2 separate regions of the Homo sapiens genome follow, and region 1 is linked to region 2. The links are chromatin loops, found by intact Hi-C in ENCODE. Cell type or tissue: heart left ventricle. All regions are shown on one strand. Links, peaks and the distances in the headings refer to the core of each region. The heading gives the core; the rest is flanking DNA.

Evidence for each region. Peaks named below come from ENCODE experiments on the same cell type or tissue, not always from the same donor. Only the 100,000 strongest peaks of a DNase experiment are listed, where the experiment ranks them.
Region 1: a loop joins it to region 2, with 6 times the contacts of the local background. A loop is called at or near these places in 2 of 110 quality-filtered maps.

The regions. Positions count from the first base shown.
Region 1 is chr9:7,540,340-7,557,112 of GRCh38, forward strand. It overlaps the pseudogene PPIAP33. Among named protein-coding and RNA genes, the nearest start is that of DMAC1, 250 kb to the right of the region's middle. RefSeq lists an enhancer at 8,617-9,212. In heart left ventricle, for the core only: no CTCF peak of the experiment used is centred there; a DNase peak (open chromatin) is centred at 9,072; H3K27me3 peaks cover 455 bases.
Region 2 is chr9:7,488,948-7,505,720 of GRCh38, forward strand. No RefSeq gene overlaps it. Among named protein-coding and RNA genes, the nearest start is that of DMAC1, 300 kb to the right of the region's middle. In heart left ventricle, for the core only: no CTCF peak of the experiment used is centred there; no DNase peak of the experiment used is centred there.

The DNA.
Region 1 (16,773 bases), core at 5,754-13,753, 53 kb after region 2:
AAACCCAAAGGGTGGGAATAAATTGTCCATTCCACAAGCCATTTGTAGAGATGTTTAGTTAATAGACAGAAAATGCACAGTAGTTAAATGTTAATTAATTCCTTTTTTGAGAAGCATATTCATTTTATGCTATTTATGAGGGTTGTCTTGTAAACAGATTCCTATTACTTTGGTTCAACCATTGAATTTTCTTTAGTCACTGATCCTAAGTGTTCATTAATTCCACTAGCTCTAGAGACTAAATTCTCACTGAACATTACTGCAAAATGCAAGTCAAAAGCAAGGGCTGTGTCTGTTTCGTCCTCTAAAAAATGCCCCCTAAGGAAGGCGAAGTGCTTGAGGGAGCTCCAAAGACAGGATTTGATGAAGATAATGATGATAATGATAATGTTAGGGTAATGGAGATGGCAGTGATGGTGATGGCAGTATTGGATTTATTCCCTGTTTGGATGCTGAATGAAGATGAGAACTGTGGTGTAACTTGTCTTTCCAGGTGTATTGAAGGCATTTTGCGTTTTTTAACAGGTGCACAAAAATATGTTCACTGGGGAGAGAGTTTGCTAGACATTCTAGCTTGGAAGGGCAGCTGAGGAATGAATGGACCAGACAGATTTATCCATCTGCCAGGAAAATGAAGTAAACCTGCAGCCAGTGCAGGGAAAGAATTTGAAGGTAACCTGGCTTGACTACAAATCCAAGGCCAGTTACGTGATTTTGGGTGATCATGTAAATTCTGTCTCCATCTCCTCATTTGTAAATGGGATATAATTTCCTACCTTTCAGGGCTGATTGTGAAGATTTAGCTGAGTTATGGGGTAGAGCTTCCACATAGCTTCTAATGCATAAATTAGTCTCAAAAAATATTGTTATCCTCCTCACCTTCCCCATGATCATCAGTTTGCTTACCTAGAAAATGGGATAATCATATGTGTATCACATGTGATAATGTATGCAAGAGCACTTTGTAAAACAGAATCTTATAATCTTGCAAGTATTAAGTATACCCTGGTAAAACATGGGCTATTAGGAGTAAGCAGAGTCTTTCAAAAGTCCTTAGAAATCTTTGGAGTTTTTCAAGTTTCTCCAACTTTGAATACAGATTCAATGTCAACGTCATCCTCCAGTGGAGAGCTATAGTCATTCTTTTGAATGGTGGGTCATGGGGAGGCTGGAAGGTGGAAGCAGAAGGTGAGATATTGAAATTGCCCCTTTGGAACTTGGTTCTGCCATCCTAGCTATGGAGGAAATGCCGATCCATCTGTAGCCAGTTGGGGAGAAAGAGCAAGAGACGGAAGCACTGCAGAAGAGCTGCCAGGAATTCATGAGGCTTTGCAAAGTTCATCTGTTTGATGATTGCCACAAATGGCAAAGAGAGCTGGGCCTCAGCTACAGAGAGGGAGGCTGACGGGGGATTGTCATTGCTAAGCCCTGGAATGTCTTTTGAGAATGGTTCTGAACTGGTCACTTCTCTTAATGGCTCAAGCGGGCCAACTGTGCAATGCCCACAGCTTCTACCAGCTCCTGCCAGCACCTACGCTGCCTGCCCATTTGTCCCTTAGCTAGAGCTGCATCATGGCAGCTCCCTCTGCAACCAGCAGACAGAAGGAGAGAGGTGAGGCCCTTCAGTGTGGCTTCAGGATGATCTGTCTACATTTGGTTTCCCCCTCAACCTGATCAGCATGCTAATAACTCCCTTCCTTCCTGCCAAAACTTTTTATTGAAAAATTAAACCATCTTGTCTTTATTTTAGATTGTAAACAGGCAAATTAATTTTATTGGTTAAACCACTCTGGAGGAAGAAGGGGGCTTTTTACCTTCCATGCCATGACATCATCTCATCTGTCACCTTTTAAAAGCCCTGTGTTTGAAATCAACCCTCTTGGCAGCCTCTGCACTGGGCGGTAGCAGCATTACAAAGAGAAGGGGGAAAAGGCCATAAAATGAACTGACTGTTGGAAATTTAGTGATATGGCTACAAAGAATCAGGCAGGAGAGCCAGACCTGTAACAGCTGCTCCAGTCTTAAGAGTCTCAGCTCTGGAGGCAGCCAGCTCCCAACACATCATACACTATGGCAGATGCCGACTGCAGCAGGAGCATTAGTGGTTATTAGAATGGGGATAAGGTTTGAAATTGTGTTTGGGCCAGTGTGTGAAGGAATGACTGTTCTCTTCCATTCAACCACTAGGGAAGTTAGAAACATCTAATCTAGGAAGGGGTGAGTTTCTTTCCTTAACTCTGCAAATGGTCTCTTCTCTCATATGATTCTCAGGTCCTTGGGCCTTGAAAAGTTTAATCAGCACACTTCTCTCCCTAGTATCTACTTCTACCATAGTCGAGGCTACCCTGTTTTCATTGCTAGGCTCCTATAGTCTTCTGATTGTCATGCTGTCTCGGGTCGAGATTCCTGAGAAAAAAACCATTGAGATGGAGATTTGTATGCAGAAAGATTACTGAGGACTGCTTCAGGAGTCACTAATGATGAGGAGTGAGGGTAGCAGGATCGGGCAGGAGGAGAACTGAAACTGTGATGCAGTTGCCATGAGACCTCAGCTGATCCCACAGGGAGCTCTGGAGCTCAGATAGCCCTTTAGAGCCACCTCAAATAAAGCCTTTGTAGCAATGCTGATTAGTCATCTGATGCCAGCTGTCTCCAGGGAGGGACATAGCCTCCCTGTGGCAGCTTCCTTACGCCAAGGGCTAGTCTCAAAAAGGGATTTAACTGTGAGTTGTCAGCAACCAACAGTTCTGTAGCTGGGGAGATGTGCCTCAGTCCTGAAGTGGGGACCTGGGATACACATCACGGTGTCTACTATCTACGCATCACGGTATCTACAAATGTGGACTGCTCCCCATTTGCTCTTGTGCCCTCACTGTCTGTTCTCTCTCCTGTATTCTGAATTATCTTTCCAAAATGCAGTTGAATATGCTTTCCTTCTGCTGATAAAGTCATCAATGATTTCTTATTGCCTCAAGGTAAAGATCCAAATCTTAAGAGCTTTGCAAGAACTGAATCAGTATGACTCTGCCTGGATTTCAGCCTCTTCTATCTCTATCTCTCTTAGTGTGTCTCTACACTTAGGCAAGGGCTACTGTGCATGCAGTTCTCACTCTCTGCCATGCCTTTCTCCCCCTCTCTCCCATGGTAGAGGTTTTCTTTTTCTTTTTCTTTTTGTCATCCAGTGTTCCACTCCTCTTCCTGGTTTTGGGAAATCCTATTATGTGACTCAAAAGGAGGGAAGCCTATCTCTTGGGCACCTGACCTAGGTTTGTACAGCTGGGAGTTTCCACTCCAGGCTTTGTATCTTGACTTAGTGACAAAAAGCCAAAGGGACAATGGGACTTAATTACTGACCTCAGCAGCCACATCATGGAGCAGGAGTGGCTATGTGCTTGGGAGCAAGTCCAGGAGAGTTTCTGCTGCCAGCTTCTCTTGATTCCTGACATTTTCTGAGTTTATTCCTCCCTCCGGTCTTCCTGTAATTTGGTGCATCACCCAGTATCTTCCTTATTCATTCCTATTTTGGTACACTTTTGCTTTATTATTCATATTTTTGACATCAACTCATGAATAACTTACTTAGGGAAGCTTTCAATGGTGCCCCTATCCAGTGTAGGTCAATTTCCCTCTCATATCACCAAGTTCTCTTCCTCCTGAACACTTATGTATCAGTTTGTAATCAAACATTAATGGAAGTGATTATTTGATTAATGTCTATCTTTCCAATTAAATTTTGAATCTTCTGAGAGCAAGACTGTGTTTATTTTTGTTCACCTTTTTTTCCACCTGTCTAGCACAGGGTCTAAAACTAATATCCAAGCACACATTTTGATTAAATAAAAGAATAATGACAGTCAATAGGAATTGGCTGGCTATAATTTTTTTAAAATGAGGAAGATATGAATATTGAGGAGAAAAGATGTATTATTTTCCTGGAGGACTGAGAAAGCACCATCTTTGTTAGGCACTGTCTTCATGCACTTGTCAATAATTTTCTGTGTTTCTTCTCTTTCTCCCTTTTGTGACCTGTCCTAATGACATAATTGATTGCCTCTCTTACACTCTGATCCTTATCACATTTTAGAAGGGCTGAAAAATTCCAGCTTCACATTTTTTGGATCTGGGTTTTCCCACTCTTTAGACACAACTTTGCTTTGCTTTCCTTCTTACCCTTAATTGAACCCTTTAAAGAACTACTGATGAAATCAATAGGCAGCCTATGCGTGGAACCAGATTCTTTTACAGAGACTTCATTAGATTGCCCTGGAGAACTGCAGTGACAAAGATACTCCTTCAGTAGAAAGAGCATTAAATGAGAGTAGCTCCTGATTGTTCCTTTTTTTTTGGGTTTCTACCAAGCCTCCCATTTCCAACTTCTGGGCTCAAACTTATTGTCCTTTCCATTTGATCCTTGCTAGGAGTTTGGTTTTCAGATGGCCTTGGGAGGTCTGAGGCCAGAGATGGATAAATGCTATAATGATAGCTGTCCATTACCACACAGCCACCAGGATGTTTGTGGGGAGGATGAGCAGGGTTGAGTTTCACAATCTGGAGGCCACTTCAAATAGCATGACCCAGCTTTCTCCCACATCAGAGCACACGGGCTTCCAATGTGTTCTCTTTGCACAGAACTCCTTGTTATCTCTGGTCCATGGGTCCAGGGCCAACTTGGAAAAGGGATCCACTGACTTCCTCTGTCAACCTCCCCACCTCTTCCCAGGGCCAAGATACCAACACCCAGAGCTAGTCCTTATGGTGGCATCAGTGAACAGGGAGATTATCCATAGGGAAAGGTAGTTTTTGCTCAAGAAGACAGCTTTCTCTTATCAGAAACCACTGGTCAAAGAGAAGGGAACAGAGGGAGTATCCGACGGGCTCCAGAGCTGTGTTAGGCAGTTTTACACAGGTTGTTACTGGATTCTCACATTATCCTTGACAAATAGGTAGAATTATGACTACTTTATAGATTAAAATATTGAGGTTCAGAAAGGGCAAGTGACCAGGCCACAATCACACAACGTTAAAGTAGCAGAGCAATGATTAAAATTGAAGATTGATTCAAAGTCTGGGCTTTTCCCATCCTTCCAAGTTGTCATGCTGAAAGGGCACTATGGAACACAGAATTCCTGTGCCTGCTAAGAACTCAGCCTGGAGGAGACTTCTGCTTGCATGCAGTGCTAATCTCTCTTATCTATGGATGCTGCTTGGCATTGGTCTGCTGGCACTGCTGCACCCCATATGTCTTGGGATGTCTATATTCAGAACATTTTTCTGGGTATCCTATTTTTGATTGGCATGGTATCTAAAGCAGACAGGATGGTGTTGTGAAAATTGAAGGGAGCTTGCTTAAGAGTTAGAAAGTCCAAGATTTAGATTCCAGTTCTGTCATTTACTAGTTGTGCGATTATGGGAAGTTGCTTTACTTCTCTAAGCTGCATCCTCAAAATGGAAATCCTATTACCTTTGTGGCAGAATTTACTTTGTAATAAAGTCACGCTTCCTTATTTTCTTTAAGTTAATTTATAATATATCAGATTCTAAGCTCCCTTTTACCTGGCGCATGAAAAAAGTTTTCCTCAGACATCATAAGGGCTTCCCCTGTTAGGGTTGCGTAAGACTTATGTGTGGAAGACATACATTTGTGGTATGTGCAAAATGGAGGATGGGATTGGAGGGTTGAGTAAGGATTCCTGTACCAGCTAGGTATTCATAAAACCACCAGTATGTTCTGTTCTGTGATAAATTGTGGCGGGGGCTGGGGGGAGAGGAGAAGAGAGAGAGAAAAACACAGAGTCAGTCCCTAAAGCTGAGGAGGCAGATAAAGTTACAATCAAGTGTGATGAATATTATTATAGGGGAAGCACATGGGGTAACTATACTAGTCTGGTGGGGAGGTGGTATCAAGAAAACTTCTTAGAGGAAATATCATTTCAGCCAAAAGCCTGATTACGTCAAAGCAAGGCAGCAGTGAGGAAGAGTGTTTCAGGCAGAGGGAACAGCATGTGCAAAAGACAAAGTATAGCCCTGTTTCAAGAACTGAAAGAGGTTCATTGAGACTGGCACAGACAGCCAGAGGGAGGGAGGCATGAGATGGAGTTGGGCAGTTGGGACCAAATAGTTTGTCTGGTGTGGTCTTGTTATCAAGGCTCACAGGCTTCCCTTGAAGGATTTACACAACAACCTTATCTAAAGGAAACATTTATAAAGCAGAAGGAAAAATGCCCCACATGAGATTAATTGTTATAATTCATGTATATATTTGTTTCTTTAAAATGTTTTTGAACACTTTGTGTCAGACACATTTCTGTAGGAATCATCTCATTTAAACATCACAGTGACTTAATGAAATAAGCACCATTATCATGCTTAATGTATAGAGCAGAAAGTTAAAGCTTAGTGAGGTCAAGTAACTTGCCCAAGATCATACTGTTCATAAATTATGAAACCCTAATTTAAATCTAGGTATTCTCATTCCAGAGCTCTCATTTTTACCTTCAAATTTTCAAATAGCTGATCACATAAGTTGCCTGTTAGCAGAAAGCAGGATCCTAGGAATGTATACAGAAGATAAACATGTTTTGATGGTGAGAGGAAGCTAGTTTTGGAGAGCTGTATTAGAGAAAAGTGAGTGCCTCTAAAAGGAGCAATTATGATACTGATATGTGTATGTGTGTGTGTGCACGCACATATATGTGCCAGGGTGAGGTGAGTGATATAGTAGGTTGAGATCCTCAACCAACATTTTTCAAACTGCTCTGCAAAGATTTCTAATCTCACATCTGTTAAGACATATTTTTATGAAAAAAAGAGGTCTGTAGTCAAGTAAGTCTAGAAGAATCTTGGAGAATAAGATTAAATTTCTTTACCGAAGAATTTCTCAGTTCGTTTAATATACTATGTAATATATGACACTTTAAGAGGGGATTAGCATTTTTCAAAGGTAATTAATACCAGCACCTATTATTATTTGCACATTTATTAAGTAATAATGCCATGGATAACACAGGTTGAGCATACTGTTCTAAACAATCTTTGTAAATTTTATGATTTCACATTAGTGAAATTGATTATAGTAGTTAGTACAGATGACCTTACATATCTTTGGGTTCCATATCCACAGATTCAACTAACAATGGATTGAAAATATAAAACAATATATATATTACATATATATATACATAAATATATATAACAATAAATATAGTATTACAACAATTTACATAGTATTTACATTGTATTAGGTATTATAAGTAATCTTGAGATGGTTTAAAGTATACAGGAGGATGTGCATAGGTTATATGCAAATACTGTACGATTTAAATCAGAGACTTGAACATCTACAGATTTTGCTATGAGGGCAGTGTGTCCTGGAACAAATCCCCTGCAGATACAGAGGGATGACCGTATAATTCTGTGAATAACTTTTGATAAACATCTTCTAGAGGGATATTTTCTTTGAGACACAGGGATATTTTTGTTGACTTGTTCATTTTAATAGGAAAGGATCTTTATTACTGCTTTAGGGCAATATTTGTGCCCTTATGCCAATCTGAGCCTAAGGGAAAAGCACTTGCTTCTCCAGATACATTTGAACGGTTGTAGATTAATCAGACCGTCACTATTTTATTACAATGTATTTGCAGAGGTGAATGAATTTGACACAGGAAGGCTCCAAATTAGACTTTAAATCCAGGATCCAGAACCTCTTGTCCCACAACATAAAGTCTTTTGTGTCAGAAAGGCTTATCCAGGTTGTAAAGTTGAACAGAATGAGGAGTGGAGTGAAAATCTGGCTTTTCGAATTAGCAACAGCACAGAATGGAAATACAAACAGAACAAGAGGGGAAGGAGAATTTACTGAATTGTAATTTCCTTTTAAAATGTGTTCGGAGGGGCCTTCACTTTTACCACAATGTTCATCCATTAAGCTTTCTCTTTTTAGCAGTAAGCATTGATTTGTGAAAAGAATGGCTCCTGCTGGAAGATGAGAAATTCGTTTAAAAAAGAAAACTCTATGTCTTCTAGTTTATGGTTTCTTTTTTAAAAAAATCAAAAAGAAGAAATTGCCAACTTAATTTTGCGTGTTTTCACTGGGATTTGTTTTTCAAATTCTTGGACTGTTTCCATTGATAGAAACAATTTCGATGCATATGGTTTGGCAGGGAAATAAGATTTTTTTGATCCCCAATAATTGTTTTCTTTAATGTTTCAAATTCAAAAACAAAACAAAACAAAAATTCCAAAAGATAAAAACTTGCTAAAGTTTGAATGTTTAACTCTTCTAAATTCATCCTTAAGAATCATGCCAATGATACGGAAACAACCTTCATATGATTTTCAAATGGATCAGAAGGAAGAACCTTCACCAAGTGGAGTAGAGTGCACCTGGTTCCATTTTTTGAGATAGGGGCACAGGTACATCTGTAGATACTTGTTCCCAGTGACTCAGGGTGGCTGTGGTAGGAAGGAGGAAATGCCTTAAAAGACACATAGTTCTTGTAAAATACAGGTAAAGAGAGCTACTCAGTCCACCTTGCCTCAATCAAACAGTAATCTTGTGACATAAGTGTTTCCATAATCTCCATTTTATAGGTGAGAAAACAGAGGCTCAGAGAGTTAAACTGACTTGTCCAAGTTCACAGATTGGGCAATAGAACTAACACTTAAATCGAACTGTATTAGGGTTCTCCAGAGAAACAGGACCAATAGAAAGTATATGTATAGAAAGAGATTTAGTACAAGAAATTGGCGAGGTGGCTGGCACGATCCATGGAGAGGAAGGAAGAGCAGTGTGGTGTGACAGCCCACCTGAGAGCCACACAGGGCAGGGAAGCCCCCACTCCCCAGCCAAGGGAGGCGGTGAGTGAATGTGCTACCCAGCCTGGGAAACGGTGCTTTTTCCATGGAACTGTGCAACCCATGAATCAGAAGATCCCACTCACGAACCCACATCACCAGGGCCTAGGGTTTCAACCCTGGAGCTGAGCAGATTCTCAACAGCCTCTCAGCTTCCTGCTTAAGCCTGCTGAGCTCCTGGGGGGAGGGGTGACCAGCACCACAGCTGTGGCTGCCTGCTGTCTAAGCCTTTTGAGCTCCTTGAGGGAGGGACAGCAGCCAGCTCTGGGACTCTTAACTGCCTAACACAGCTCCCTGGCTGGGGGAAGGGTGGCATCCATCTCCATAGCTCCAGGCTGTGCTTTTCCCCTGCTGGAGCCAGGGAGGCTGGACGTCTTGGCCCCTAGAGGTGTCCCCCACCATTCAAACACACGGGCTGTGGCAGACTGCAGGCAGAACATCTCTTCAGGCCTGACCCTGATCCATCCTTTCTCACTGGGTGGGGTTTCCCTGCAGGAACTCCAACAACTTCAGCCAGAGACTCAGGGACCCAACCCAGATCTTCCTGAGCCTGAGCCCCTAGTGAGAGGGGTGGCCGCAGTCTCTGCGGACCAGCAGACTTACCCTTTCTTCCTGGTAGTTCTGAGGAATCCAGGCAGCCCAGATGAGTGGGTTTCCCCCCAGCAAAGCACACCCCCTCCACCAAGGTGTCATCAAAGTGCTTTGTTAAATGGGTCCTCTTTTCTGTGCCACCCAACTGGGTGAGACCCTCCAACGGGGGTTGTGAGACACCCTATACAGGAGCGATCCTACTGGCATCAGTTTGGTGCCCCTCAAATTCAGAGATCCCAAAAGAAGAAGCAGGCACCCATCTTTCTTGTTCTCCAGCCTCCTGAAGTGACATCTCCAGGCACAGGAGGGAACCCCCTGCAAACCATGGCAGCCTTACAGAAGAGGGACCTGACGCATTGAAAGAAAAACAAAGTGACAACAATAGCATCAACAATAAAAAAAGTCCCCACAAAACTCCATCCAAGGGTCAGCAGCTTCAATGATTGAAATGAGACAAACTCAAGATGAGAACGAGTCAATGAAAAAACGCTGAAAACCCAAAAGGCCAGAGTGCCTCTTCCCCTCCAAATGATTGCAAAGCCTCTCCAGCAAGGACACAGAACTGGATGGAGGATGAGATGAATGAATTGACAGAAGTAGGCTTCAGAAGGTGGGTAATAAAATACTCTCCTGAGCTAAAGGAGCATGTTCTAACCCAATGCAAAGAACCTAAGACCTTGATAAAGGTTAGAGGAGCTGCTAACTAGAATAACCAGTTTGGAGAGGAACATAAATGACCTGATGGAGCTGAAAAACACAGCACGAGAACTTTGTGAAGTATACACAAGTATCAATAGCCAAATCCACCAAGCAGAAGAAAGGATATCAGAGTTTGAAGACTACCTTGCTGAATTAAGGCATGCAGACAAGATTAGAGGAAAAAGAATAAAAGAAATGAACAAAGCCTCCAAGAAATACGGGACTTCATAAAAAGACCGAACCTGTAATTGACTGGAGTACCTGAAGGAGATGAGGAGAATGAAAAGAAGCTGGAAAACGCACTTCAGGAGAACTTCCTCAACCTAGCAAGACAGGCCAACATTCAAATTCGGGAAATACAGAAAACACTGCTAAGATACTTCACGAGAGGATCAACCACAAGACACATAATCATCAGATTCTCCAAGGTCGAAATGAAGGAAAAAATGTTAAGGGCAGTCAGAAAGAAAGGCCAAGTCACCTACAATGGGAAGCCCATCAGACGAACAGTGGACCTCTCAGCAGAAAGCGAAAAACAAAAACAAAAACAAAACAAAACAAAAAAAACAGGGTTGCAATCCTAGTCTCTGACAAAATGGAATTTAAATGAACAAAGATCAAAAAAGACAAAGAAGGGCTTACGTAATGGTAAAGGGATCAATTCAACAAGAACTAACTATCCTAAATGTATACGCACCCAGTATAGGAGCACGCGGATTCATAAAACAAGTTCTTAGAGACATACACAGAGACTTAGACTCCCACACAGTAATAGTGGGAGACTTTAACACCCCAATGTCAATATTAGATCAATGAGACAAAAAATTAACAAGGATATTCAGGACTTGAACTCAGCTTTGGATCAGGTAGACTTGGTAGACAGCTACAGAACTCTCTACCCCAAATCACCAAAATATACATTCTTCTCAGTGCCACATGGCACTTATTCTAAAATCGACCACATAATTGGATTTAAAACACTCCTCAGCAGATGCAAAAAACTGAAATCATGACAGTCTCTCAGACCACAGTGCAATCAAATTAGAACTCAGGATTAAGAAACTAACTCAAACCACACAATTACATGGAAATTGAACAACTTGCTCCTGAATGATTCCATGGTAAATAATGAAATTAAGGCAGAAATCAGTAAGTTATTTGAAACCAATGAGAACAAAGAGACAATGTACCAGAATCTCTGGGACAGAGCTAAAGCAGTGTTAAGAGGGAAATTTACAGCACTAAAATACCCACATCAGAAACTAGAGAGATCTTAAACTGACACCCTAACATCACAATTAAAAGAGCTAGAAAGGCAAGAGCAAACTAATGCAAAAGCTGGCAGAAGATTAGAAATAACTCAGATAAGAACAGAATTGAAGGAGATAGAGACACAAAAAACTCTCCAAAAAAATCAATGAATCCAAGAGCCAGTTTATTGAAAAAAATTAACGAAACGGACCACCAGCTAGACTAATAAAAGAATCAAATAGAAACAATAAAAAATGATAAAGGGGATATCACAACTGACCCCACAGAAATACAAACTATCATCAGAGAACACTATAAATACTTCTATGCAAATAAACTAGAAAATCTAGAAGAAATGAATAAATTCCTGGACGCACACACCCTCCCAAGACTAAATCAGGAAGAAGTCGAATCCCTGAAGAGACCAACAACAAGTTCTGAAATTGAGGCAGTAATTAATAGCCTACCAACCAAAAAAAGCCCAGGACCAGACAGATTCACAGCCAAATTCTACCAGAAATACAAAGAGGAGCTAGTACCATTCCTCCTGAAACTATTCAAAACAATTGAAAATGAGGGACTCCTTTCTAACTCATTTTATGAAACCATCATCATCCTGATACCAAAAATGGGCACAGACAAAAAAAAAAATTTTGGGGCCAATATCCCTGATGGACATTGATGTGAAAATCCTCAATAAAATACTGGCAAACCAAATCCAGCAGCACATCGAAAAACTTATCTCCCATGATCAAGTCAGCTTCATTCCTGGATGCAAGGCTGGTTCAACATAGCAAATCAGTAAACGTAATACATCATATAAACAGAACCGAAGACAAAAACCACATGATTATCTCAATAGATGCCGTAAAGGCCTTTGATAAAATTCAAAATCTTTTCATGTTAAAAACTCTCAGTAAACTAGGTATTGATGGAACATATCTCAAAATAACAAGAGCTATTTATGACAAACCCACAATGGGCAAAAGCTGGAAGCATTCCCTTTGAAAACCAGTACAAGACAAGGATGCCCTCTTTCACCACTCCTATTCAACATAGTGGTTCAACCTGGAGGTTCTGGCCAGGACAATTAGGCAAGAGAAAGAAAAAAAGGTATTCAAATGGGAAGAGAGGAAGTCAAATTATCTCTATTTGCAGATGACATGACTTTGTATTTAGAAAACCCCAACATCTCAGCCCCAAAACTTCTTAAGCTGATAAGCAACTTCAGCAAAGTTTCAGGATACAGAATCAATGTGCAAAAATCACAAGCATTCCTTTACACGGACAACAGACAAGCAGAGAGCCAAATCATGAATAAACTCCCATTCACAATTGCTACAAAGAATAAAATACCTAGGAATACAGTTATCAAGGGAAGTGGAGGACCTCTTCAAGAAGGACTACAAACCACTGCTCAAGGAAATAAGATAGAACACAAACAAATGGAAAAAAATTGCATCCTCATGGATAGGAAGAATCAATATCGTGAAAATGGCCATATTGCCCAAAATAGTGTAAAGATTCGCTGCTACTCCCATCAAACTACCACTGACATTCTTCACAGAATTAGCAAAAACTACTTTAAATTTCATATGGAATCACAGAAGACACTGTATAGCCAAGACAATTTTAAGCAAAAGACAAAACAAACAAAAAACAAAGCTGGGGGCATCACTCTCTCTGACTTCAAACTATGCTACAAGGCTACAGCAAGCAAAGCAGCATGCCCAGCATGATACTGGTACCAAAAAAGACATATAGACCAATGGAACAGGACAGAGACCTCAGAAACAACGCCACACATCTACAACCATCTGATCTTCAGCAAACCTGACAACAATGAGCAATGGGGAAAGGATCTCCTATTTAATAAATGGTGCTGGGAAAACTGGCTAGCCATATGCACAAAACTGAAATTGGACCCCTTCCTTATACCTTATACAAATATTATTAACTCAAGATGGATTAAAGACTTAAATGTAAAACCCCAAACCATAAAAACCCTAGAAGAAAACCTAGACAATACAATTCAGGACATAGGCATGGGCAAAGATTTCATGACAAAACCACCAAAAGCAATTGCAACAAACGCAAAAGTTGATAAATGGGATCTAACTAAACTAAAGAGCTTCTGTACAGCAAAAGATACTATCATTAGAATGAACAGGCAACCTACAGAATGAGAAAATTTTGCAATCTACCCATCTGACAAAGGTCTAATATCCAGAGTCTACAAGGGACTTAAATTTACAAGAGAAAAACAACCCGGCCAAAAAACGTGAAAAAAAGCTCAATATAATGGATTATTAGAGAAATGCAGAGAAAAACCACAATAAGATACCATGTCACGCCAGTCAGAATGGCAATTTTTAAAAAGTCAAGAAACTAATAGATGTTGGCAAGGCTGTGGAGAAATAGGAACGCTTTTACCCCATTGGTGGGAATGTAAACTAGTTCAACGATTGTGAAAAACAGTATGGCGATTCCTCAAAGATCTAGAACCAGAAATACCATTTGACCCAGCAATTCCATTACTGGGTACATACCCAAAGGAATATAAATCTTTATAAAGACACATGCACATGTATGTCTATGGCAGCACTATTTACAATAGCAAAGACATGGAACCAATCCAAATGCCCATTAATGATAGACTGGATAAAGAAAATGTGGTACATATACACCGTGAAATACTATGCAGCCATAAAAAGGAATGAGATCATGTTTTTTGCAGGGACATGGATGAAGCTGGAAGCCATCGTCCTCAGCAAAGTAACACAGGAACAGAAAATCAAACACTGAATGTTCTCACTCATAAGTGGGATATGAACAATGAGAACATATGGACACAGGGAGGGGAACAACACACACCCAGGCATGTTAGAGGGTGGAGGGACAAGGGGAAAGAACTTAGAGGATGGGTTAATAGGTGCAGCAAACCACAAAGGTACACGTATGCCTTTGTAAAAAATCTACATGTTCTGCACATGTATCCCGGAACTTAAAAACAAAAAACAAACAAAAAAGAAATTGGGTCACATTGTTGTAGAGACTGACAAGGGTCAGGATTTGCAATTGGCAAGCTGAAGACCCAGGAGGGCCAATGTTTAGTTCTTGTCTGAATCCAAAGGCCTAAGAACCAGGAGAGCTGATGATGTAAGTTCCAGCAGGCTTGAGATCCAGGAAAAGCCCATGTTTTAGTCCAAGTTCTAAAGTCCAGAAAAAACCAATGTCCTAGCACAATAGCCAGGCAGTGGGAATTTCCTCTGACAAAACCGTTTTGTTCTCTTTTGGTCTTTAGTTGATTGGATGAGGCCCATTCACATTAGAAAGAGCAATCTGCTTTATTGAGTCTACTGATTCATAAGGTAATCTCATTCAGAAACATCCTGACAGACAAACCCACAATTCTGTTTGGCTAAATATCTGGGTATCCTACGGCTCAGCTAAGTTGATACATAAAATTAACCACCACACAGGTCTTCTGAGTCTAAATTCCAGGTTCTGTTGGTTTAATTACAATATTAAATCCCCTTTCTGAATCCATTTTTGAAGCTGCTCTTGTCCATGCTCTTGTTATGTACATATTTCTTCAACAGTTTTACCTATCGTAGTTCATGATGTTTGTATGCATGACTCTGTCGATCAAGTCTTTCTCTTCACAAAGTTTTATGTTCATATTGATCCTTTACAGATAAATAAAACTAAAGGGCTTGCTTCCCCTGGCCACCCCCCACCCCCGCCCCCCGCCCCGAGTCTTGCTCTGTCACCTAGGCTGGAGTGCAGTGGCGCAATTTCGGCTCACTGCAACCTCCACCTCCCAGGTTCAAGTGATTCTCTTGCCACAGCCTCCTGAGTAGCTGGGATTACAGTTGCACATCACCACGCCTGGCTAATTTTTTTTTGTATTTTTAGTAGAGATGGGGTTTCACCATATTGACCAGGCTGGTCTTGAACTCCTGACCTTGGGTGATCCACCCGCCTTGGCCTCCCAAAGTACTGGGATTACAGGCTTGAGCCACAGAGCCCGGCCAGACTTAAGGACTTTTTGTTTGGTTGTTTTGGTCTTTTTTTACCCGCCGCCCCTCAATGGGACACTTGGCCATGTTTGCAAAACATTTTTGGCTGTAAAAACTGAAGTGGGAGGGTACTTCTGGCATGTAGTGGGAAGAGGGTAAGGATGTGGCTAAACATCTTGCAATGCATAGAATTGCTTCCCACAGCAAAGAATTAGATAACCTCCAATGTCAATTATGTCAAGGTTCAGAAACTCTGCTCTAGTGTAAGTGTCCTTAGGGTTCACTGTGGCTTTTGGGACATCTGTACATACCATGAAAACATATGCAAACTTATATATATTTAGCATGTACTTTTTTTTTTTCTGTGGAGAGTCATGGCTTTCTTCAGATTATGACAGCTTCATGCCTTCCACGGTAGGTGTGGTATCTTGATACCTAATATCAAGCTTCTTCTCTTGTCCCTTCCTGCACTGTAGAAACTTGATGGTTAGAAACTATCTGTATAGTTATTGTAATGGATATAAATTTAGTTCTCCCAAGTATATGCTTTAGGTTTATAAAGCTGAAGTGAGGCACGGACCATATTTCTGCTGTTTTGGTTGTTTTCTGCCGGTATAACATTGGATTTTCAATATTACCTTTCCAGGGACCACTCAAGAGCATCATGGGTGGTAAGAGGCAGTATGGTGGCAGTGGCAATGAAGGCCTTGGTATTGTAATATTAGATCACCATTGCAAGAGTATGTTCATGAAGACCACAGTTCCAGAAGCAGCCTTCTTATTCCCTACCTTCCTGTTAGAGGTGGGGATAACAGCTCCCTTGATGAATCATTGAATAGTTTTCTAGGAGTCATTTCTGGAGGCTCAGCCTAGAACCTGTTCCTCCAAACTCTCTAAAATTTTGAAAGGACCTAGTTCCCCATATTGAATCTCATTCACTTAAAATACTAAATCAGGTGTCTGTTTCTCATAACTGGATCTTGCCGATGCACTTCTGAAAAGTTGAGAATTGCTAATTTGCTGGACTGCTGGCCTAATGGGGTTGCTGATTCTTTTTTCATCTATCTAGATGGCAAGTTTTCCTGGCTTTCTAAGTCAGAGAGCTGTTCAGAAATGTTTGACCTGGAATATTACAGTAAGCTTGTCATTGTAGAGAATTAGAAAACACCCAGTGCAAAACAGACATTACTTATATAGAACTGTTTACTGGATATGCAAGAAATATTAAAAGGTTAACAGTGAAAAGGGCCTTAGAGACTGTCTAGTCAATTTGTTTTGCAACAGTAGAAATTCATGGAACATTTCGGGTTATCACAATCACTGGGGAGTGCTAGTGGCATTTAGTGTCCAGAGG
Region 2 (16,773 bases), core at 4,137-12,136:
TAACCTCTTACCTCTGAGAACAGATTATTCACTGATGCCTTTAGTGGAGCCTCAAGAAGACTTTTTTTTTTTTTTTTCCTGTACACAGAGCTGTGGCTTTTCTGATTTTCTCTGCTTTCATTCAGAATCTCCCCTAGCTGTCTAGGAATACTAGTTAACTAAGGGCTTGGCTTTGGATGCCTGGCCAGGGCCATTGGGCAGAGACACAGACACCTGGCAGGCGGGTTTCCGAGAATTCATTGCAACAGCTGTGTGGCCTGATTGCTCCAAGCCTATTACTCATTTTGCATAATTGTTGACCTTTCTGTCTGCACTCTCCATGGAGAATTTCAAGCCATTTTCCAGAGCACAGATGAATATCTGAAATGCACAATAGCACAGGAGGCTGTCAGCATCAGCCTTACAATTCTTCTTTGTAGCAGAGGTGGGGGAGGAGAGTGAGGCCTAGTTAGGAGAGCAACTCTGGCTTGAGTCAGGCAGCTTCAGGTGATTAGACAAGGAAAACGCACTCATGTTGCCACTTGAAGATGTCTGCATCTTTTTATTGGTTCAGGTCTTGACAGTGACATCCCTTTGTGCATAAGTCACTGATGACCAGATGTACAAAGTCCTTTAAAATTGATAAAGGATTTTACCTTTCCAGTCACATCCCTCTGCCCTTAGCTCAGGAACCCATGTGCAAAACACAACAGACTCTCAGTGGTTTCCCAGAAGAGCCATGCCAGTTCCTGGACCTTTGCACAAGCTATTTACTTCTCTTAGAATGTCCCTTCCTCACCTGCTAACGTTTTTTGTTGGCGCTCATAGGCTGAATTAGTCGCTTCATCCTGTGTCTTCTGATAGTGCCTTCCACCTCATCCATATTACATTGTATCATATGCTTATACCTCTAGCTTGTCCTATTGGAGGGTCAGGGTCTGGAGAGTATTCATTATTCTATTTCTAATGCCTGGCACATAATAGGTACTCTGTAAATGCTTTAAAAATGAGTGAGAAAATAAATATGGAATGAATTCTTATTTTAGATGCTATAAACGTACACTATGTTGTCTGGGACTCTTTATATTACAAGCGAAAGAAACACAAAGTGATTTAAGCAAAAAATAAACTTCTTGGATTATGTAACTGAAAACTCTGGGGAAGGCTAGCTTTAGGAGTGGCTTGATTCAGGGTGCAAACAATGTAGACAACAGACATCTATCAGCTCACCATCGTCTGGGGGTGGCCTTTATCCGCAGTCTGGCTCCCGCTCATAGCATTGAGGTGGCTAAAGCAATGTGAGAAGTGAGATTTTTACTCCCTCAATCTGCTAAGGCCAGAGGAAAAGAGAGGGTTTCTTTTCTTCCAGAAGGTGCAGCAAAGGTCTCATTGAGTCTGACTGGGATACGTGCTAATCTAATAATCCCTGTGGCCAAGGGGCTAGCTATGCAAATTGACTCAGGTCAATCAGGATTTACCTTTGTCAATTTCTTTCAAAACAACATTGGCAGAATGTGAGGGAAAAGGTGAAATCCACAAAAGGAAATCAAGGTACTATTGCTGCAGGAAGGGAATATGGATGCTGGCCAAGCAAACAACCTACTTTCACTCTCTGTGTCCAGTCCCACAGGCTTAATGCAAGAGAAAAAATAAATAGACAAACAAAAACCTTTCAAAGGGTTTAGCAGCCATATTCAATTTTTGTGAACTAAGTCCAAACCCTAAAGCAAAATGTACAGTCAAGTCCTTTGCTCTAGAGTTAAAAATTTCCAGAAGGGCCTCCATTTAATAAATCACACAGTTGTGTGTTTTATTGTTAAATATTACTTTTTATTACAGTAGACATCAGATGTGTCATTCTTTCCTTTGGTCTAGGTGTATTTTCTCTTGCAGTAGTTCACAATTTTATGATTTGGGAAATTGTGGTAAGGTCCATGAGTAGAGAATTACAAGTTTCCAAACACAGATCTGTGCCTTAAATTGCTGACTGAGGTTTTCATCTTTTTCTTTTTCTGCAGCAAATATTGCCAATTGGGAGGGAAAATAAATCACAGGTAACATGAAGAAATTTTTATCTTTTTAGCGGTAGTATAAAAATTCCTTCCTAGGGAAAGATTGAAGATGTCAAAAGGAAGCATTGGTAAGCGTACTCTAGGAGTACACGCAAACCCTAATGATACACAGGTCCCCAACAACCAGAAGAAGGAAACGAGTTTTAAAACATGGGTAGAAGAAAGAAGATGAGTCAAATTCAGTGCAAGAAGAGGAGACCTGAGAAAGGCGAGGAGAATTGGTCCAATGGGGATTTTATTTTTGCCTGGGAACAGAGTATACAACTAATGATGTAATATTCCTTCTCCATATATCTTTGGAAGTCTTTAGTGCAATCAGTATTGCCCCATAACACTTTGGTACAAAAAGATTTTAGGAATTCCAAGAAAAGTTGATGACTTCTTCATGGTTGATGCTGGGCAAAAAACAGAAGTTGCTATAAGGATCCTCCAATATCTAGCTTATGCATGCTATATTTTACCTCTTCTGAGATGTCAGAGATTTAAGATGCACTTTTAATTTACATATGCAGATGAAAAAAAGTTGTTGATGCAACTATGACAATGCTTTCTCATTACTTATAAATATTACATGATACCTATCAAGACCAACAGGTATGTTATACTTTACATATTATGTACAGTAATATGTATTAAACATAATACATAATATTATGTTTAATGCAAGAGGTCTTTTAGATTAACACATATGTTTTATCATTTATCACTCATATTATCTGAAAAAAAGAAAAATATAAATTGGTTTGTGAATTTCTAAGATTTCTTCACGTTTAGAGGTAGGCTCTTTTGAATTACTTTGCAACAGGCTGTCAATGATTGCGTTATCCTCCAGAATGTGGCTGGCTGTCATCAAGTATTTTGTGTCACAATGTTTCTTATGAGTGTACCACTATTGTCTCCAGGATTTTTTTCTAAACCCATTTTATGAGATTTGTTTCTGGTGCTCTCTTGATCTTACCAGAAATTGCCAATAGAAGTTACAACCAACTCTCCTATTCCTTCTTCTAATGGTCTTCAAATAATTTGTAACTAAAATGTTGAAAGCTTACAGCTGTCTTTTCTTATTCTCAAGCATAACAACCAAGCTACTACACACCAAGTTGTTGTTTAACCAAGTTTTTAGTCAATGACAACTATATGATGGCCACCTGGTCAACAGCAATTTTAAGGTGCATTTGTTGGAAAGCCTCCCAATTTAAGACATGCTAACTTGTTAAGAAATAAATGCAGTTATAAAATATCAGGGTTACAAAGGAACTTTAGGATACATTCACTGCAATCTACCATTTGCAGTTGAAATACTGGCGCCAGAGAGATTGATTTATTTCCTAAATTCATACAGATGCTTGTAGAGCATTGCGACTGCAACTCAGACTCTTTATCCGTCCTACTCTTTATCTCACATAATCTTGCTTTTATCCATAGGTTCTCATGTAAGTCAGCCATTTTTTGGTGTTTTTTTTTGTTTTAAACATGGATTATGTTCTGTGGCAGGCAATAGAGTTTGGGGACAATTCTGAATTGTTGGAGTCCATCTCTTGTTTTCTACCATAAATCTTTGTAATGGCTCTATCAATTTAGAAGTATTATATAAATACCGTTTTAATTATGGAATGTTTTGTATAAAAATTATAAAGTGTGGGCCGGGTGTGGCAGCTCATGCCTGTAATCCCAGCACTTTGGGAGGCCAAGGTGGGCGGATCACGAGGTCAGGAGGTTGAGATCATCCTGGCTAACACGGTGAAACGATGTCTCTACCAAAAAAAAAAAAACAACAAAAAAATTAGCCAGGCGTGGTGGCAGGAGCCTGTAGTCCCAGCTACTCAGGAGGCTGAGGCAGGAGAAAGGTATGAACCCAGGAGGTGGAGCTTGCATTGAGGCGAGATCGCACCACTGCACTCCAGCCTGGGCGACAGAGCAAGACTCCATCTCAAAAAAAAAATTATAAAGTGTGAAATTATCTGTATTATTGAATCTCTCTCTCTCTCTCTCTCTCTCGGGTGTGTATGAAGATAAAGACGTTAAGTATAAGTTAGGTGTTGAAAGAGAGCCCAGAGAAAAATCATCTGTAAAAGTCAATGAGAATCATTTATCTGGGCAGGGACTCTTTATGAAAAGTTAAGGGCAGACAGGACCTCCTTCCCACACAGAGTTCAACACCTGGAACTCATTGTATCAGGTTCATAGGTCAGGACCATATCCAAAAGAGGGGATAAAAACTTGGAACAAGTTTTCTCAAGGTGAACTATTTCAACTTCAGAAATGTTTATTTTACAAGCCCAGTAAAACCGTTAGGACCTGCCCAGTAAACCTTAGAAGGATTGAGCATTGAGAATATGGGACTCGTTTCTTCAGCAAGGGTAACTAAAGACATAGAGAAGTTCTTTGTTCTTTCCCTAATTGTTTTACTGTTTTCCAGATAGCTAGAAGAAAGGGAGGAAAAAAATAAAATTCATTTTATAGAAGTCACGTCTGCCTTTGAGTTACATTAATCCTTAATAACACAGGGACAAAATTATCTCTTGGTTTAAAAACAAAAACACACTTGTATCTTTAATAAAAGTTTTAGAATTCAAATTAAATTCAGTGGGCTTTCTGACTCTACCAGAGTATTTTGAAAAATCTCTCCACTGTATGAATAACTGTAACATCTTTTCATCCACTCATAACTTAATTCGTCTGCAGGTTTAAAAAGTCAATTTTTGAATCCAGAGTGCAGACCATGCCATCCTTTTCTTTGTCTATTACTAATGATGGGTTTTTACTTTGCCCGTGGAGAGAAAATACTGGCCAGGAGACAGGTGAGTTTGGTTCTTCTTGGATTCACTGTTCATTTGTTTGCTTCATTTTCTTTCAATGCCTTCAAGATGTCCCAGCTTTAGTTAGCTTTGCACAGAGCTCTGGGCTTAGAAAACAGCCTTCCCTTGGCTATACCTCCAGGTGGGTGATGAAGGCTGCTTCTGCCTTTGGATTTGGGAGACTGGGCTTAAATCTCTTCACAGACCAGTTAAGTCACTTCAAAAGAGAACTACTCTGGCAGGCTTATTCATGTTCACAATAAAGATATTTCATTTCATTAAACTCAAGACTTGACTTTCTCTCAGCAAGGTCGAGGAAAATGTTACTTGCAGCACTATTCCTTGACTTCACCAATGTCACCAATGTTTGATTTATGGCAGCTGTGCCTTTGTGAACCTCGAAAGGGCTTTGCTGAGGAATTCCTGCTTCTTCTGAAATTAAGGGGTGCAGACAAAGAGCTGGCTGACTGAGTGAGAAATGGAAACCTCTATCCATCATTCGAATAGTGACTGGGACTTCTGGGCCAAGGGAGGCTGCTTTTTTAAAAGACCAAGGAGATTTTTATAACTGTGGTCTCTTCGGCGTGTGTGTTTATATGTGCACACATGTGCATATTGTAATGGTGTCTAAGTCTGAAGCCTGAGTTTAAAAAAATATTAATAAGCTGGTTCTGAATTCTAACTCTAACTGGTCAAGAGAGAAATGAGAACAGTTGTGGGATATAGTATATTGTTCCAGGGACTTTGGATCCCAAATTGCAAGCCTATAATATACCTTTGAGGAACATGCCATTGAGGTTCCTTAGAAGTTGAGCTGTATTTTGGCCAAGGACCATGCCTGTATTTAGCATTTCCAAATTCCAGAAATAAATACATAGGTATATTTGACACGGAGTTTCTCTCTTGTTGCCCAGGTTGGAGCACAATGGCATGATCTTGGCTCACTGCAGCCTCCGCCTTCCTGGTTCAAGTGATTCTGCTGCCTCAGCCTCCCAAGTAGCTGGGATTATAGGTACCTGCCACCACGCCCAGCTAATTTTTTTTTTTTTTTTTGTATTTTTAGTAAAGATGGGGTTTTGCCATGTTGGCCAAGCTGGTCTCAAACTTGTGTCCTCAGAGTGATCCACCCAACTCGGCCTTCCAAGGTGCTGGGATTACAGATGTCAGCCACCGTGCCTGGCCCCAGAAAGATACTAATCTTTGGAAATGAGAAATTGCAATTCTTTGGCATTTTCAGGGATGCCCCACATCATAAGTTATTTAAAAAATATATCCAACATTCTTTATACTCTTTACTTATTGTTAAAAGATATGTAATGGACAGCTTAAAAAATAAGTAATATTGGCTGGGTGCGGTGGCTCATGCCTGTAATCCCAGCACTTTGGGAGGCCGAGGCAGGCAGATCATGAGGTCAGGAGTTCAAGACGAGCATGGCCAACATAGTGAAACCCCGTCTCTACTAAAAATACAAAAAATTAGCTGGGCGTGGTGGCGGGCACCTGTAATCCCAGCTACTCGGGAGGCTGAGACTGGATAATCCCTTGAACCCGGGAGGCAGAGGTTGCAGTGAGCGGAGATCGCGCCACTGAACTCCAGCCTGGGTGACAGTAGAGGCTCCGTCTCAGAAAAAAAAAAAAATAATAATATTTTAGTAGCATTTACCAAAAAATGAAGCCTATAATGAATATTTGAACACTGGAAAACACCAGCAACATCACTGAGCAGTATTCAAATAATATAATGTTTGTATCTCTCAGCAAGGTAAATAGTGTTACAGAGAATCAGGTATCAGAATTGCCGATTAAGAACTTATTTTTCTTTGAAAATTTATTTCTCTAAAAACCACTCATAGTAGTCATATAATACTCTTCATATAAACTTGTTAATCTTTATTTTAATGTGAGCATGACTCACCATTAGCAGCTAGATCGGCTGCACATACATCCCAACAACATGGTCAATAGCTACATGCAAGACCAACAGATTGGAACTTGACCTCTTCTCTCCTGTGCATTTCTCTTCTGGTTCCTACAAATGCTGACATTGGCTTTTGATATCATGTGTGAGAATTTCCTGGTTTTGTTTTCCACCTGAAGTTAGTGGGTTCCTTAGAGCCAATAATGTCTAACTTCTTTAATCCCATTACTCGTTATTGGTCTGTTCAAGTTTCCTATTTCTTCATGTTTCAATCTTGGTAGATTGGGTGTTTCCAGGAATTTGTTCATTTCTTCTAGGTTTTCTAATTTGTTGATGTATAGTTGTTTCTAGTAGTCCCTAATGATTCTTTGTATTTTTATGGTGTCAGTTTTAATGTTTCCTTTTTTGTGTCTATTTATTTGGGTCTCTTTTCTTCTTTTCTTAGTCTAGCTAAAGATTTTCTTAGTCTAGCTAAACCAACTTTTTGTTTTGTTGTTCCAATTTTTTTTCATCTCAATTGAGTTCATTTCTGCTCTGCTTTTTATTATTTCTTTCCTTGTTCTAATTTTGGGTTTGGTTTGCTCTTGCTTTCCTAGTTCCTTGAGGTGTATCATTAGGTTGTTTGTTTGGGGTGTTTATTTATTTTATGTAAGTGTTTATTGCTATAAACTTCCATCTTAGTACTGCTTGTATTTATCCCATAGGTTCTGGTATGTTGTGTTTCCATTTTTACTTGTTTTAACAAATTTTTAGATTTTCTTCCTAATTTCTTCACTGACCCATTGTTTGTTCAGAAGCACGTTGTTTAATTTTCCTCCTGTTATTAATTTCTGGTTTTATTCCATTTTAATAAAAAAGTTTGATATAATTTCTACTTTTTTGAATTTGTGAGACTTGTTTTGTGACCTAACATATGGCCTATGTGGAGAATGTTCTGTGTACTAATGAGAGAAATGTGTATTCTGCGGCAGTTGAATGAAATTTTCTGTAAATGTTTGTTAGTTCCATTTGATGTAGAGTATAGTTTAACTACAATGTTTCTTCCTTGATTTTTTTACCTGGATGATCTGTCTATTGCCAAAAGTACAGTGTTGAAGTTCTCTACTATTAATGTTTTCCATCATATTTCTCTCTTTAGACCTATTAATATTTGTTTTGTATATTCGAGTGCTCTGGTATTGGGTGCATATATATATTTATTATTGTTACATCTTATTGTGGAATTGACCCGTTTATTACTATACAGTTACCTTCTTTGTCTTTGTATAGTTCTGACTTAACATCTATTTTATCTAAGTATAGCTGCTCCTGATCTTTTCTGATGTCCATTTTTGTGGAATAACTTTTTCCATTTCTTCACTTTTAATCTATGTATGTGTTTATAGGTGAAGGCAGCATATAGTTGAGTCTTGTTTTTTAATTCAGCTACTCTATGTCTTTTAATTGAAGAATTTAGTCCATTTACATTCAATGTTATTATTGATAGGTAAGGCCTTACTATTGCCATTTTGTTTCTTGTTTACTAGTTGTTTAACTCTTCTCTTCCTTTCTTACTGCCTTCCTTTGTGGCTGAGTGATTTTCTCTAGTAGTGTGTTTTAATTCACTGCTTTTTATTTTTAGCATATCTATTAAAGGTTTTTGCTTTGTGGTTACCATGAGGCTTATAGAGCCAGTAATGTCTTCATATTAATTGTTAAACTTTAATTCTCACCGGAGGATTATGCTTTCTCCCATTTTCCCAGTCTCTAAACTAATTTTCCTTGAGGTTTCAGATTTAGAAAAGCATAAATTTCCCCTAAAATTCTGGAAAGGAGTTATTGCATGGACACACTGCCTGGGTTATACCTGATTTTTTTCACTATGCCAAGAGCAGAACTTTGTATAGTCAGCTCTTTAATGTGTGTCACATTAGGTGTTCTAAAAATCGGTGTGCTGATCAAAATCACACAAGAAAAACCATAGGGCTTGTGCAGAAAAATGGGGTTAGAAGTAAAACAATTAAGAGCTTTATCAGTGACACATAAAAAACAGAGAATAATGAATAAAAATTGTAGCACAGTTTTATACACAGTTAAACAGTAGAGACATAGACAAATAAAAAAATAAATAGGGCACTTTGTCTTGAAAATGATATGAGGTTTGCCTATGACAGTGGGCATCAGAAGGTGGATGCTTGTGAATAACTGAAAAGCTGGAAGGAGGGTCAGCTGAAATCAGATGGGAAATTGGAATACCAGATGTCGATGGGTGTGGCTCATAACAGAAGCAGTGAACTGAGGTAGCTGATTGCTATTGAGATGTGCATGTGTGCCTGTGTGTGTGTGTTTTGTGTATTCCTTTGCTGTGTTTAGCTAGGTTCAGTTTTCACATTGGAACACAGTCCTGTTTTCAAAACAAGTATTCTAGAGGAATTGATTATATGGGTAGAGTTAATCAAAGCTGCCAAACAAAAGAATGGCTTTTTCGGGTTCTTCTCCACTTTCTCCCAATCTTTGCTTTAGTCAGTTAGAGATGCATTCTCTCAGTGGAGATATTTATACTGCGGATGCCTCATTGGATTGTGTGTGTGCTGATATTATGCCCTTTATTTCTTTTTTTCCTCCTTCTTCCTCAGTCTACAATGTCAGAGATACTCCAGTGACCCAAAAGAAGGTGTACATGTAACAAAAGGAGATGACCGCCCATGGGTATAATTTGAGGAAAGCCAAACATCCTGCTTATTTAAGAATAGCAGTCCTGCTAGCCATCCACAGTAGCCTGAGTCACCACTATTGGGAAACAAGGGACTGTATTTTTTTGTTAAAAGAGATGTGTGACACTGGAATTGGGTACATCAGTACTGCCCATAACACTTTCTAGAAATATCTACCGTAGTGTATTTAGCAGTGGCAGCAGACCTTAATGACTAAGATAAGGAATGGTAAATGTTCCTCTTTTTCTGTTTTTATAGTATACTCTATATTTTATTGGCTATAAAAATAACATATATCCAAAAGGTAACATTTTAGAAGGGACAAAATAGAATCATATCCATTCCATCTGAAAATGTTTTCACACATTTCCTTCCAGTCTAGGAGTAGTAGGTTTAGGTGGTAGAAGAGAAGAAGATGGAGCTGGTTGTGTTGTAACATTCCTTGCTGGTGTCTTTACTCTAGTATTGTCTTCACTCATGAATCTAATGTAAAGGCTAAATGACAGCTTGGGACAGCTAAACACACGGCAACTTCAAAATGACTCCTCCTACTCTCTTGGCTGGTCTTCCTAGGAGAGCTTCACTGCCCATGATGACCCAAACTTTTCAACCAGGCATCGGCCTCAACTGGCTTTGAACATACTATTGTTTTAGCAACTAAACTCCTGGATTATCTTCTTGGCTCTTAAATTCTGCTTGTGCATTGTACTCAGCTAGTTGTTGAATTTCCCTCTTGGCTTTAGGGACATGGCTTATACCAGCTTCCTGGCTTGTGGATTTAGTGTATGTGTAGACTTGGTTTTGGATCATGCCTTTGACCTGGGTGAGCTATCCGGCACCACAACCACACTTATGAGCTACTTGATTGACTAGGCATGCCCAACATCCAGTCCCACTGTGAAGGGAGCAAGATTAGCTAATGGAATCCAGTTACCAGGGAGAATATGCCTGCCTTGTGTACCGTAGCAAAGGTCCCTGAGCCACCCTCCAGATGACTTACACAGCCTCGTAAGATTGTCACTACAGGGCTACTGACCTTCAGCATTCCATGAAGACTTCTTCAGCTTCTGAATTTCATCTTAGCATCTTGGCTCACAATAGGAAAATATAGGGCAAATTTTTTTATTTTGCTGTTTGGTGACTCCACCACTTTTGCAACAGTACTTTTGGTGCCCATTAACCAAATTACTTTGATTTCTTTGTGTAAATATTATGAAGACCAGAACCTTTTGAGAGACCTGAGCCACAGAACACCTCCAAAGACGGACCAAATCAACTGGGAGCTCTGCTGATTCCTCTGCCATCTCAGCAGCCTCCTAGTCCCTAGATAGTGGCTGCCACTCTTTCCCCATCATTGTGTCTTGTCTATAAGCCATGTCTAGACAAGGCTGAGATAGACAGAGCTTTGCCTACTATGTCAGAGTTTAGTTCAAATGGGAGGATGCTGGGGGTATTTTATCATCCAAACTTGGTGAAAACATTGTAGAGTGCTGTGGTAAGTAGGCCACAATGGAAATAATGGTAATGGTGTTTATGAAGTCTTGTGTTAGTTTACAGCTTTACAGAATACAAAATGCATTCACTTTGATGATTGATTTTATGACTGCCAAACCTCTGTACAGTAGGCAAAAAGGGATATGATGCTTAGAGAGGTTAGGTGATTTGCCAGAGGTTGCACAGCTCAGGGGAGGGATCGATCCAGGATTCTGAGTCAGGTCTTTCGATTCCTAGTGCAGGACACATTCTAATTTATCATCACTGTATATTGCCATAGGCTACCTAATCAGCCCTTAATGTCAGGTCAAAATCATAAACTGAGGACCAAGGCAATATTTCTTTTAAATTAAACACTCTAATACAGCACAGAGAATCCTGTGGGGTCTACATAATTATTTATAAACTGGCTTATTCTTTTGTTTTTAAAAATCTCGTTTTTTTCCTAAGACAGATTTTTAGAAGTAGAAGGAATTATAGAGATGTAGCTTCGTCAACCCATGTTGTAGATGAAAAAATTGAGGCTCAAGAAATTTGAATCATCCAGTAAATGGAAAGGCTGGTGAACTAACTCATTTTCTGAATTCCAGTCTGGCACTTTCTCTCACCTTAATCTGTCGAGGAGACAGCAACCATCATCACTGCTTCATCTTCTCCTGCCTCCTCTACTCTGTCCATGCCACAGGCTTTAGTGTCATCTTAAAGTACCCGACATCTCTCCAGGGCTGCTTCCTGGATTTATGCCCTAGACAAGCCTAGACATTTGGATGAAAGCCAAGTAGGTGGTAAGTAACATTCTCATTTTGGATGTGCCTTGGCTTCACCTGACAGCAAAGCCATGAGTTGGCAGCAAATGGAGGCATCCTGTGGAGCTGAGTAAAGCCCGGGTCTCTGCAGCAGAGAAGGGAGGGCTTGCACACTGGCCCCAGGCAGTTTCTAAGTGTGCATCATTCCATTCCTGTCTCTCTGGCCTGCTTCTTTGGACTAAAGTGGGTTATGGAGCTCTGGATTCTTTGGAACCAGAAATTATCAGAGAATGAAAGAGCATGGAGAGGCCTTGCCATCTTTATTACCTCTCTTCATCTCCTTCAGACAGTGCAGCACTTAAACTTTTAGGAAACTTCAGAATCAGCAAAGAAATAGCAATTGCCAATAGTACAATAGTTGATACCATTCATTGAGCAGGTAGGTGTATTGGCTTACTTACGTTGTCTAACTTAATTCTCCTAGAAACCTCTTCTTTTCTCAGGTGAGGCAACTAAAATTCAGCGAGGTAAGGTACTAGCTTAAGCCTTCATTCCTTGTGAACGTCCATGTTGTGAAGATTTGTGCTGAAGCTCTACCACTCCAAGTTCTGTTTTCTTGCCACTACAGAGGGTAGTGCATAGCAGCATTGAAATTGGCAGCAGTGACTTTCTAGGTGCCCCGATGCACCTAGGGTAGAGGAGTAGCTACCTGGAGTAAGGCTGGAAAATGTGGGGTGGGATACAGAGGTGCAGATTTAAAGACTGTCATTCTCCTTCAGACTGAATTATTCTTCATCAAAGATGTTAGGCCTTTCTTTTTGGTCTATCCTAGGGCTGTTTTATGCAAGCAAGGGAACTTCCTTAGGGTACTGTAGGCATGGTTTTTTTCCTCCCACAGTCTACAGGGTGAGTTGCCTTGTACAAAATATACATTTTGTAGATTCTCCCAGGAGGGTAATCGTAGTTTATAATATTTTGATGGTGTCTTTACAGTTGTCTTTTCTGCAACAGCAGTTTCCCCTTATCCCAGGACCAAGCTCTTCTCCATCTCTTGTTCTCAGTGATCATGTCCTCAATGTGAGTTGAGACAGGTTCTCCACACTAACACATGCACATGCATTCATGATGCCATAATGATGTCTCTGATTATCAAGCAATGGCATTCAAAGGGTTCAGCCAAAATGCCTGCACACAAAATGACCTGCTCTGATGGCACATGCCTCACAGCAATAGGAAGGATCTTTGACAACCTGCATTGCTTGAGCAGTGGGGTGAGGTGAAAAAGGGCACATTTACTGTATAACTTTGGGCACGTTTTTTTTAACCCATATGAATTCCAAATAAAATATGGGTAACATGTATCACTAACTTCAGAGTTGTTAAAAGGACTAAATGAGCAATGTATAGAAAGCTGGTATAAGTCAGTTTGCACATACTAGTTAACCGATAAACACAGTTCCCTTCTTATTCTCTTCTTCTCCTTGATTCTTAAGGCCCTAAAAGGACAGTAATTTTAGGAGATTCTAACACATTCAGGAAAAGTCTTGGGCTGACTAAGTAGGCATAACATAGGCTTGATGGTCCTGCAGTCCATCCTCTTCCTGCTATCCTCAAGAGATCCAGACCCATTGGGAAATCCTCTGAGCAGCCTTTGGGTTCTCACACTCCTGCCTTGAGCTGTGGCTGTTCCTCCATTGAATGTGGAGGACTTCTTTTCCACAGGGACTCACAGATGCAGGAAGGTGGAAGGCCACCAATAGCTCTGCCCCACCGTTCCCCATAGTTCCTCCCCTTCCTCCCCTTCCTCCCTGACCATCATGGGAACAGGGAAGCTAGGACTGCTAAGACTGCTTTCTTTCAGATGAGGTCAGACATCCAAGGGGGAGGAGTGGGAGGCAGAGCATCACTGATATCATCTGCAAATAATATTTATGGAGGCCCTGTAAGACCCTGATGTGAAGTAGAATTATGAGGAAGGAAAAAAGAGAAGGCCTATCTCTATGCCCCAGGAGTGCACCTTCCCAGACTGACAATGTACAGGCATGGACTTGACATAACACTCCCCCTCCCACCTTATGCTCACATTCATCTCTACTTAGTATCTGATCAGCCGCTCAGATCTGCTTTCTCATCACCTGTTCCCTTGGAAATGGGAAACACTTTAGTCTGTGGGGAAGATGGAGCACGCAGAGGGGAAGCAGTCACTCCACTTAATGTGGTGAAGTTTGGAGCAGCACTGAGGAGCATTTTAGCATTTTAGCAAATGTGTATTGAGTGCTAAGATGTGCCAGAATGTTTCTCTCATGATTTTATCTAATTCTGACAACTTTGTTAGATAGAGCATGTTTGCCTCAAGTTCTGAATTTCGAAGGTGAGATTAGGTTATGTGAAGGGAGTTGTCCAGGGTTGTACCATCTGTCAGTGTCATCCAGTGCTGGTAGCCAAACTCAGCTCTAATACTCCATTCCTCTACCCAGAACTTCATGGCTTTCACTGGAGAGGCTGCTCTGGAATCTCCAGGAAAAAGAATTGCTGCCATTTTCATTCAATTGTGTGTTTGAAATTGAACTTGCGTTCATGGGGCCTGTAGACCTCAAGGAGCCTGTTGTAATGGGGTCATCTGTTGTTTTCCTGGTGAAGATTTCTGCGTCTGGAACATCCTAATGAACATTTCTCTTTGTTACTTGGTGGGGTCCTTCTTATGTGTTTGAAATGATGGATTTTCCCCAAATAAAGAGGTGCTCATTGAAGTCAAGAACAAATACATCCACGAACTCCTCACCTTTCCTCTCAGCTGGTGACCAGCAGAGCAGGGCTGCCACTCAAAGAAGCCCTTGTGTTTCAGATGCAGATGAAAGGCCGGTGACCAGAGAGAGAAAGCACTGGAAGGGGATAAGGTCTTGTCCACAACTCCTTCCCTACCTGGTCCTCCTGTTGTGCTCCAGTGATGGAGCCCACTGCTCCAGTGAGTGTGAGAGCCTTGTGATGAAGCCGAGTTCATGACCCCCCAAATTACCACTCCCACTTCTGATTTGGGCACTGTTTATCAGAAGCTTGCTCCTGTGACCTTGAAAGACATGTGAGAAAGAATATGCATTTTTTCCTGCTTTTTTTCCCCAACTTTCACAATCTTGCTTTCCTTCTTCCATTCTGTCTTCTCTGTCAAGTCAATAGCACAGACCTTCCAACCCATGATGCTATAGCCGAATGGCAAGAAATCAAATGCAAATGCAGTCAAGTTCATTCAACAAAATAATTATTGAGTGCTTCCTATGTGCTAAGAACATAGAAGCTGAGGTAGAACTGGGAATGAAACAACTTGACTATTGTGGAGTTTTCCCTGTGGTGAGGGATATAGGTGATAAACAAATAAACATGTAAAATGTTTCATTTTGGGTTCCCCCAAAAGCAGACCTTAGGAAAAGGATTTGGCTGCAAGTAGTTTATTTAGGAGATAACCCCATGAAGCACAGTGAGGGAGTAGAGGTGTGAGCTGCAGAAAGGAGAAAATTCAATAAAGGGCACATTAATCAGGGGGTTCCTGTGGGGCAACTGGGGCTGAATGCCCCTGAGGACCTGCTGAAGGTCAGTGCAGAAAACTAGTCAGAGACTTCCTCTTGTGGGATAAAAAGCTGGGGTATTTTTTCGCAAACTTCTTTGCTTCCTAGAGTGCTAACTTCTCAGCATTTCTGGCCAGCCTTGTCCACAGACTGAATATGTTTCCATGGCCAGAGGAAATCAATAACACCATCTATCATAGAGACAAATAAAGCCATAGGCTGTAAGGAAGGTGTCTGTGGTGAACTCCAGGGAAGGCCATGGGTATGGTCAAGGAGATATAAGTAGGATGACATCAGCGGCTGCTGAATTAGGTGGAAATAAGTACTAGAAACAAGGTTAGAAAAGGCTGTTGGGTGATCGTTGGGGGAGGGACCTCCTAACATAAGGTGGTCAGGAAATGTCTTCCTGAGGAGGTGACTTCGGAGTAAAGACCTGAAAGAAGTGAGAAAATAAGCACTGCAGACACATAGGGGAAGATGACTCCAGGCTGAGGGAGCAGTGAATGTAAAGACCTTCAAGCAGAAGTGGGCTTGGATCTGTTTTGAAGGTAGATCTATTAGGATTTGCTGATAGATTGGACATGGGGTTTGGGAGAGTGGAGTCATAAATGATTCTAGGAGTGTTGGCCAGAACATCTGGTAAAATGGAGCTGGCATTTATTGAGATTATGAAGTTCTGGGAGCATATTGGGTTGGTATTAAAAGTATTATTTCAGACATGTTAAGTTTGAGATAACTTTAGACATCCAAGTGAAGATGTTGAGCCAATAGTTACACATATTTGTTTGGAGTTCAAGGTAGAGGTTAGTTCCAGAGGTGTGAATTCAGTGGTCATCAGTGTGGAGATTGTATTTAGGACCACAGTAATGAATGAGATTACCTAGGAGATGAATGCAGATACAAAGAGAAGAGTTTTGAAGTCTAAGCCTGAAAGTACATTGTTGAGGTATCTGCGAAGAATTGGTTTTAGGACCTCCTGGAGATACCAAAATCTGCAGATATTCCAGGGGAAAGTTTTGCTTCAGAAACTTTCCCTGGAGTCATTGTATGTGCGAATTGGTGCTGAGAAGATGTCTACCTTAACAGGAGATTCAAATTTTCACTTCAGATTTAGATTAAAAAATCAAACAAAAAATAAATCTAAATGTTCAGATTTTTGTAAATGAATAAATTTAAGCTAAGAAAGACTCTACATTTTAAATGACCCTGGGGAAAAGCACTGAAGCAAAATATTCCCCTGGAGTATCTGCAGATTTTAGTATCTGCAGGTAGTCCTCAAAATATCACCCAAATCCTCTCAGTGGTAAGGTTACTTCAAACGTCTCTCCACAGATTTGGTCAGTACCCATCTGGACTGAACTATGCATTGCATGTAGCCAAAGATCTGATCTGAATGGATTTCCATCATTATTAAGATGAGTTTTTCATCACAATGGCGTTAGAACAGAAAACGATTTCTTCTACTCCTGTATTTCCTTATTCCAATCCATTATATAGACTGTTGTCAGCATAA